Regions from separate parts of the Homo sapiens genome. Here region 1 is linked to region 2. The links are chromatin contacts, found by Hi-C or POLR2A ChIA-PET in ENCODE. All regions are on one chromosome and are shown on one strand. The core of a region is the stretch at or near the end of the contact, and the rest is flanking DNA. Distances in the headings are between cores, read along the strand shown. Region 1 has its middle 8.6 kb from the start of CIMAP1C. Region 2 holds the start of IMP3 (IMP U3 small nucleolar ribonucleoprotein 3).

The links. A loop is a pair of places that touch in the nucleus more often than their neighbours do. ChIA-PET counts read pairs that join two places held with the same protein, here RNA polymerase II (POLR2A). Pooled maps may share reads with other maps.
Region 1: a map of MCF 10A shows a loop between it and region 2 (7-fold over the local background). The contact joins the enhancer-like site here to the promoter of IMP3 in region 2. A Hi-C loop is called at or near these places in 9 of 168 maps with a recorded cell type or tissue (CD8-positive, alpha-beta T cell, MCF 10A, Right ventricle myocardium superior and 6 more), 3 of 37 single-sample maps with no recorded cell type and 18 of 50 pooled maps. POLR2A ChIA-PET finds 5 or more read pairs at or near these places in 14 of 52 experiments (A549, CD4-positive, alpha-beta T cell, Caco-2 and 10 more).

What each region holds. Positions count from the first base shown.
Region 1 is chr15:75,730,500-75,734,853 of GRCh38, forward strand. It overlaps the pseudogene DNM1P35. Among named protein-coding and RNA genes, the nearest start is that of CIMAP1C, 8.6 kb to the left of the region's middle. RefSeq lists an enhancer at 832-1,763. Within about 2 kb of position 2,457, at least 7 of the 41 ENCODE cell types and tissues checked have a DNase peak (open chromatin) inside an H3K27ac peak, as active enhancers do.
Region 2 is chr15:75,637,386-75,641,638 of GRCh38, forward strand. It overlaps IMP3 (IMP U3 small nucleolar ribonucleoprotein 3), which reads right to left and starts at 2,839. Exons shown (of 1, transcript NM_018285.4): 1 at 1,708-2,839. The coding sequence starts at 2,783. The coding sequence ends at 2,229. RefSeq lists an enhancer at 2,484-2,543 and a silencer at 2,834-2,993.

The DNA of each region.
Region 1 (4,354 bases), core at 1,207-3,706, 93 kb after region 2:
ATTGCCTTTCCTGTGGTAGTGCCCCCAGAGAGGTGACTTGCAGAAGGTCAGGCACGGCCTCCCAGGTCTGGCCGACTGCTGCGTGGCCCCTTCTGAACAACTCAGGGGGTTCTCGCTTGACCTTGCAGGAAGCCCTGGTTTGATCCTTGTAGGACTTGAATCTGTATCTTCAGGTCACTAGACTCCGGAGCCTGGCACTTGATCACACACAAAGCCCCCATCCGTGCATTCATTCATTCAACAAACATTTGCTAAGCTCCTGCCCTGTGCCAGGCTCTGGCTGGGTCCGGGGGTACGAAGACTTGGTCTTCACCTGGAGCCCTGGCCTCCAGGAGGTCTGAGGCTGTGTCCGTGAGAGGGTGGGAATTCACCCTCTCCCACCACGAGCAGATGTTGGAGGGTGGATGAGGCTCGGTGCCTGGCAGGAGACCCACCTGAGGTTCCTCTCTTCTCTCTAGGGGGCAAGACAGGCCTGGCTCCATGTTGGGTTACCTCAGCCAGGGCTTGGTGGTGACATCACAGTCCCACGAGCCTCTTGGACACTGGCTGGGGTGGGGGCTGGTCTGTTGTTCCACTGTTGCTGGAGGGAACCCCAAGGCCAATCACCACTCAGGTTCCCAGGACCTGGGGGGATGGTGGCCCTGGGCCAGGAGCAGAAGAGGGGCCCTGCCTGCAGGGACACATGGACACACCATCTGGAGGCACACAGGTAGGGGCTGTGCACACACACGTCCCTTACCGCACACACGTGGGGCAAGACACACACACAAATGCACAGACCCACACCTTACTCTACACACACACACCTGGTACCACCACTGCCTTCAAACACCCTGCCCCATCCCTCTCTCCCAGGCATCTCATCTCATGCACAGATACGTGCCCACCCAGGCTCACTGGCGCCCCTCACTGCCCTGGAGTAGTAAATCCACAAACCATGAGATGTCCCGACATGCAGAGAGAGGTGGGATGGGTGATGGGAGGGAGGTCAGGAGAGTCCCTGCATTCCCCCAGGAGAGGGGACCGCTGGCTGCTCTCAGCCCGCCAGCCTGGGACCTGGCCTCTGGGCGCTGTGCACGTGGTCGTGAGAGGGCACCCCCATGAAGACAAGCCAGGTCCCCACTCCTGCTCCCAGCACTCACAGACACCCACTCTCGGGGCTGCTCAGGTACGGGAGGACTAAACAGGAGCTCCTGCCACCCGGCTCCTTTCGGGGTGTGGTGGGGGGCTGGTGGGAGGACACATCCCCCTGAGTCCGTGGCCCTGCTCACTGGTGGAGAGTTGCCCGCCCTCCCGTTCCTTCTGCTCCCTCTTCCTCTCCACGCCCACATCCTCCCAGCTGGCCTTTCTCTCCCCCAGATCCTCTCCCATGACCAGGTTTCCTCTCTCTCTCTCTCTCTCTCTCTCGCTCCCTGTGTCCCTGTGACCTACTTATGCTCTAGAATAATGATCGACATTTTCAATTACCCCCAAAGTAACAGCCGTTCTTGGGGCCTGGCGGAGGACGGCTGCATGGGCGTGGGCACGGGCGCTGGTTTGAGTGTGGGGCCTGCGGGTGGTGGGGGTGGGGACGCCCATGGTCCCACTGTCCTTTGTTTGCTTTTTCTCATCCGGAGCCTTCAATTTTTCCTGGAAGATTGGAAGCACGTTTCCCTTCAGGGGAGGAAGGGAGATAAAACAGAGAAATAAAAACTGTCATCATTCTCTTGTAAACAGCGTAGAGCCAAGTGGGGGCTCGGCAGGAGAGAGCGACATGAGGGAGAGGCCAGGACAGAGAAAGGGGGCCGAGAGGGATGGGGTGGGGAGGTGAGCAGGAGCCCCCCCTCAAGGCCGGGTGGGTGGGTGTCCTGCAGGAAAGACTGATGGGAGGGGAATGAGGCGAGGTGAGGCTGATCCAGGGCTGGGGCCAGGTTGGGGGGTTGCGGTTTGAGGAGACACAGTGTCTGCTGAGTGCCAGGCAGGCCCTGGGAGGCAGGCGCTATTCTCCGAATCCCACCCTGCGCCAGGCTCTGGGGGTGCTGAGGTGAGTGACAGACATGTCTTTGCACTCTTGGGGCATAAACTCTATTGGAAACAAAGCGGTGGCTTCATGTGTTCAGCACTTATATCAATTGAGGCTCAGAGAGGGTGGGTGACCTGCCCGATGACACACAGCTGGAGGTGAGGAGACCAGGATCCCAGCCAGGTCCGTGTGACCGCAGTCTCCTTTCACACCACCTCCGCTGTGGGCACACTTGGCTCTTGCGTGACCTTGAGCAAGTCCTCACCTCTTGGCCATCAGTTTCCCCATCTGAAAAGCAGCCAGCATGCTGGCTCTCTGCAGGGCTGAGGGGAGCATCAGATGTCTGGATGTGAAGGACGCTCAGCTCTGGCTCTCTGGCGAGTTGGCGGGGGGACGGAGGAGCAAAGACCACCGGATGCTGGGAGAGGGACTGGCCGGCAGGGAAAGGAGGCCGGACCGCAGATTTACTCCCTGCTGCTGCCCAGTGGCAATAATTGGGTACTGCAGAGGGTGGGTCTGGAGGACCTTCTTCAGCTTGCAACAAGGCCAGAGCAGAAAGGTGCCTCTAGGGAGTGTTGTCTAGTCCTCCCGGCCCCATTTTGCTGATGCCCAGAGAAAGGAGGGACTCCTCCTCAGGTCATCCAGGGCAGAAGCTTGGGCTAGGCTTTCAGGGTAGGGTGCTTCCCTCCATCCCTGTGGCAATCAAGAAGCCCCCAGTCAGCTTCAGAGCAAGAGAAACAGAGTTCTACATCCTCTGCTTGATGCCACCACCTCCAGGGAGACTTCCAGGGTCTCCTCCAGTAGGAAGTGGCCTCACTCCTGCCCTGCAGTCCCACACTCAAACTCTCCTTGCTCCTCCTGCCCCACCCAACCATGACTGTCCTCCTGCCCGCAGCAAATCAGGCAGCGGGGCCCCTTGAGACACGAGAGATGGTGGAGAACCATTGTTACCACTCAGGGAGCATGTGCCAGGGGCCCACTCTGTCCTGCGGCTCTACCTGCATCCTCTCACTTGAACCTCGTAAGAACCTTGGTAAGTTGGGGTTATTTTGATCCCCATTTTTCAGGTGAGGGAACGGGCACAGAGAGTTTATGACCTTTACACACAGAGTGGTGGGGCATGGACTCAAACCCAGGTCTGTCTGTTCTCTGGAGAGGCACCTGCATTTGGAGGTGAAAACTACCCCTGTGGCCATATGACAGTCCACTGTGACCGGACACTGAAATGACCAGTCCAGGGGGCTTGTGGGCTGGGGTCTCAGCTTCACCACTGTGCTGCTGGGTGACTTTGGGCAAGGCCCATTCCTCTCTGGACCCTGGTTTCTCATCTGTGTACTGTGTATGTGCATGCATGCATGTGTGTGTATATATGCGTGCGTGCGTGCGTGTGTGTGTTCTGGGCTACCTCAGAGATCCATTCTGGCTTTGAGTGTGGTATATCCCATCTTGGGCTGGTCCCAAGGCTTGGGCCCTGGGATGGAAAGGTTTTAAAGGTCATGGGGAGGGGGTGCAGATGGCAGTGTGGGAGGCAGAGCTCTGGCTAAGAGCTGGGCCCCTTGGGTGCACCTCCTGCTTGCGTGTCACTGTGTAGGGCTGGGGATCAAGGGGAGGCATGGACTGTGAGGGCACGAGGGATCCGGCTCTGGGACAGGTATGGGGTTGGCCCTAGGGCCTGGATGTGTCTCCCTCCACTGCCTGCCACAGAGGGAGTTTGTCTTACAGGAAACAGCCTCATCCATCAGCGGCAATGGGGGGCTGACAGTGGCCACTCCCCACCAGCCCTGGCTGGAGGCAGACTCATAAATCCCATGCCAGGCTGGGCTGTAAATTCCTGTGATTCACATCTGGCCTCTTGGAGGACAGAGACATTTGGGGCTGTGGGGCTGGCTGTTCTCTCTTGGACAGGACAGGTGGGTACCCGGGAGAAGCCTCTTCACTGGCCCAGCAGTCTCAGATGGCCCCCCTGAGGAGATGCGATGCTGAGCCCCTGGATGCCTCAGGCCCAGCCCGAGCCATCTCTGCCCACGCCCAGGCCACCTCTGCCTGGGCCATTCCTGTGCTCTGGCCCGAATCACCCTGGAGGTCACGTGTGTGGACACACTCTGTGGCCTCAGAGATCTCATGGGGCCTGTGGCCCTGTGGGTGGAGGATTACTCAGGTGCTGGGGCAAGAGACTGAAGGCACAAACTGTTTCAATATAATAAAGAAAATAATTAGAATAAGAATAGTCATAATACAAATTAGATATAGAGATGATCATAGACAATTACCAATCATTACTATAAACATTATTAATCATTAGCTTTTAATTACTAATATAACCTAGGAATAACCTGCGGGTATAGGGTCAGG
Region 2 (4,253 bases), core at 1,589-4,088:
TGGCCTCTGGAGTCACATGAGACTGGACTCGAAACCTAGCCTTGGACAGGTTGCTATTCCAATTGTTTCCCAAACTGAAGTTACAGATACCACCACCTACCTTGCAGAGTTGTTGGTAAGAGTAAATGGCAGCCTAGAACTAGCAGGGCCTAGATGAGAGTTAGTTCCCTTCCTAACTTGAATATCACCTTTTCCTTAATGCCTTCCCAGTTCAATGTTTGCTCCCTCCTCACACCTTTATACAGCATCCTGTGGAGACCGATCGAATTGCCTAGTGCTGCTGCTTTTCCCTGCTGGTTTGTAAATTCAAGTTCAGAGACTCTTTCTAAACTCTGACACACATCAAGGGCTGGGTGTGCTGACACTGACACAGTCCCAGTCCATTGCTTACTGGCTACGTAATCTTTGGTAATTTGACCCATCTCTGCCTCCATTTCCTCATCTGAAAAGTAGAGAATTGGATTCTCCACTTCATAGGATTGCTGGGAGGTTGAAATGGGCTAATATAGGTGGTGCACTTAAAAATGGAGCTGACATATAGTAGAAGTACTTGGTATTATATGATCCCATGATATAATAAGTCCCCTTCTCTAAATCATTTCTTCACCTAATGCTGCCTCACACCTGGGGAAGCGAACAAGGCACCACTAAAAGCCAATCCACTGATCTCGGCATCCTATTTATTCTCCTTTTAGAAGGCTTGGCCAGGCACGGTGGCTCACACCTGTAATCCCAGCACTTTGGGAGGCTGAGGCAGGATTGCTTGAACTTAGGAGTTTGAGATCAGCCTAGGTAACATGCCAAAACCCTGTGTCTACAAAAATTAAAAACTAGCCAGGGGTGGTGGTACATGCCTATAATCCCAGCTACTGGGGAGGCTGAGGTGGGAGGACTGCTTGAGCCCAGGAGATCGAGGCTGCAGTGAGCTGTGACAGCTCCACTGCACTCCAGCTTGGGCCTTGTGTGAAAAAAAAAACAAAAAGAAAAAAGAATAAAGAAATCTTGAGTAAAACTTGGTAGTCTCCCTTCTTATTCTCTATCACTGCTATCATCTAAATTTCCAGGAACCTCCTGGGCCACTTCTAACCGCTAGATGGCCAAGCTACAGAGTGATTATTTCCTTAGGCAAGCAAACATCCCAGCCCTCTAATACGGTATTTCCTGGGGCTGGAATATCAACAGGAAGTTATGTGAGGAAGAGCTCTGCCAAAACACTCATTCCAAGGAAGGGACTGGTAAAGTGACAAATTTGCCCAATCCTGTACAACATCCTGCATCCTCCACATGTGGCCCTGTTGCACATCTAATCCACAGGCAGGTCACTCGCTGCTGACTCTATTCTTCTCTGGGCTCCTGGGACGTATAAATATGACTCTATGTAAGAAAACCAGAGGCTGGGCGCAGTTTGCTCATGCCTGTAATCCCAGCACTTTGGGAGGCCGAGGCGGGCGGATCACGAGTTCAGGAGTTCCAGACCAGCCTGGCCAACATGGTGAAACCCTGACTCTACTAAAACCACAAAAATTAGCCGGGCGCGGTGGCGGGCGCCTATACTCCTAGCTACTCGGGAGGCTGAGGCAGGAAAATTGCTTGAACCCGGGAGGCGGAGGTTGCAGTGAGCCGAGATCGCGCCACTGCACTCCAGCCTGGGTGACAGAGCAAGACTCCGTCTCTAGAGAAAAAAAGAAAACCAGACAGATTAAAAAGTTGCACTTACAAAGCAGTTGGGGCATTTATTGACATTTAAACAAGGGAGGAGATCCTGAACACTAGTCTCGCTCAGTTTATAAAAACTTGAGGCCAAACTCTCCATCATCTGTACACAGCTTAACCACGGCCAGGAGCAAGAATTCGAGTTAAACGAATTGAACCAGTCCAACCACAAGACGATAAAGGGAAACAGGGCGTGGGGATTTCCAGTTTTTCCTTTTACATTACAAAGTTTCCAACACAAGAAGCCAACAATACCCCAGTGCTGCACCAAGTTACTTCCCACTGTTTCCCAAGGCACAGTCAATTAATAATCAGTAGTCCAAGTTCTAAGAACATTCCCTGGAAAACAAGGACGCACCTCCCGTGGCTCTATGCATGGCCTGCCACTGATGAATCAAATTCTTAAGAACCTACGACCGTCTGATACCCTTGAGGAGAGCACCCTCATAGAATCTCCAGCATCAGGCCTCAGTTTTCCCATCTGTAAAAGACAGCCATGCAAAGTGGGAGATCCGCTAGGCTTCCAGATCGAAGTCATCGCGCTCCTCATTGTACTCTAGCACGTGCCGCTTGATCTTGGACGAGTCCACCCAAGTGACAAAGTCCTCCATGCTGCGCGTGACAAGGAAGGCGGGGTCGGTAACCACGTCAGGGCCCACGCGTACGTGCCCTTGCTCCACAAAGGCCACGGCAGCCTGAAGGTGCTGCGCCATGCGCAGCTTGAGGAGCACGGTGGGGAGGCGGCGGCGGCAGAAGGACGAGGCCGTGACGAAGTCGCAGAGCTCCAGCGAACCGCGCGTGGGCACCAAGCCGAGAGCATACAGCTTGTCCAGCAGCGCGGCCGAAGCGCGCACGCGGAACTGGTCGCGTTCGGGCAGGTCGCGCAGGCGCCGCGCCAGCTCACGCACGGCACGGCTCAGCTGGTTGTAGCGCGTGTAGTCCTCCCGCCGCTGCAGCCGGTAACGCCGCAGCACGCGCAGCTCGTGCAGGTTGTGGTCGGTGACCTCCCAGTTCAGGAAGTCCACCTGCTTCAGCAGCTTCTGCTCGTGGAACTTAAGCTTCCGCACCATGATGGCGGCAGCCGCAGCCGCAGGACCCGAAGCTGAGAGCGCGTTCTGGCATCCGCGCGATTTCCGCCGCGGCGCCCCAAGACCTGGACGGCCTGGGACCCTGGGCCAATGAAAGAAAGACTTAAAGTCACGCCCTCACTTCCCATTGGCCAGGGTGGGACCACGCCTCTGCACTGGGATCTCGCGTTTCTTCTTTTCTTCGCGTTTGCGAGGGAGGGGGTAGAAGCACCGGAGGTGGGTGGTTGGGAGCGGGTCCCTAGGCGGTTCCGCGCGGTTTTTAGTAGCCAAGACTGTATCCCTTTCTGCGGCAATCATTTCCTCCTAGACTTCTGTCCTTTGGGGACTTTCAGAGTCTCCCCCGCAAGAGCTGAAGAGGCCATTTCTGGGGAAGAGGGGTGACTGCGGCTTGTTGATTGGGTTTACTGTGCTAACTTGCACTGGGCTCCTGCCATGCCTTGGGGGAGCTTGCCGGAGCCGGCTCTCCTGGGGCTGACCTGGTAGTCCCCGCCGCCCGCCAGCGTCAGGTCCTTCACCTGGCATGCAGAGCGATCTCTCATTGTCAAGTTGGGATAGGTGGCACCGAACCCATGAAATACTGATTGGCTGCTTCCTAGGCCCACAGAAAAGGGATCTATAAGGGAGTCGCCTGGAAATCTGTATTATTAACTAAAGTGTCAGATGATTCATAAAACCCAGCAAGTTTGAGAAACTTGGACTATAACTACAAGTCCAAACCCTTTAGTCTGTGCTCAAATGAATTATCCTGACATGAATTTCTGGCCACCAAGCATTGAGTTAACAAATTTAATGCTGTTTCCGCTAGTTGCATCTGTAAGTTACATCTGAGTATAGCGCTGCAGACCTAACCCCTTTTTGCCCGGGCATTTGACGCCACCTAGCTTCTCACTGATCATTTTTGTTTTGTATGCTTTTCATTGTCTTTTACAATACAATATTTGAGGGTTGGGCGCGGTGGCACATGCCTGTAATCCCAGCACTTTGGGAGGCTGAGGTGGGAGGATCATTTGAGGCCAGGAGTTCAAGACCAACCTAGGCAAAAAAAAAAAGAAAAAAGAAGCGAGATCCCACCTCTGTAAAAAATCTTAAAGAATTAGCCAAGCATGGTGGTGCGCACCTGTAGTCCTGACTACCTGGGAGGCTGAGGGGGAAGGATCATTTGAGCCCAGGACTTGTAGGCTGCATTGAGCTACAATGGTGCCACCGCACCCCAGCTTGCACAACAGAGCCAGACCCTGTCTCAAAAAGATATATATATATATATAAAATATTCGATATCTGGAAAATAATATAATATGTAAATTATAAAGTATAATAAATACTCATAAACTTAGCCAGTTTAAGAAAACATCACCAGGCTAGGCATGGTGGCTCATGCCTGTAATCCCAACACTGGGAGGCCAAGGTGGGAGGATCACTGGAAGCCAGGAGTTCAAGACCAGCCTGGGCAAC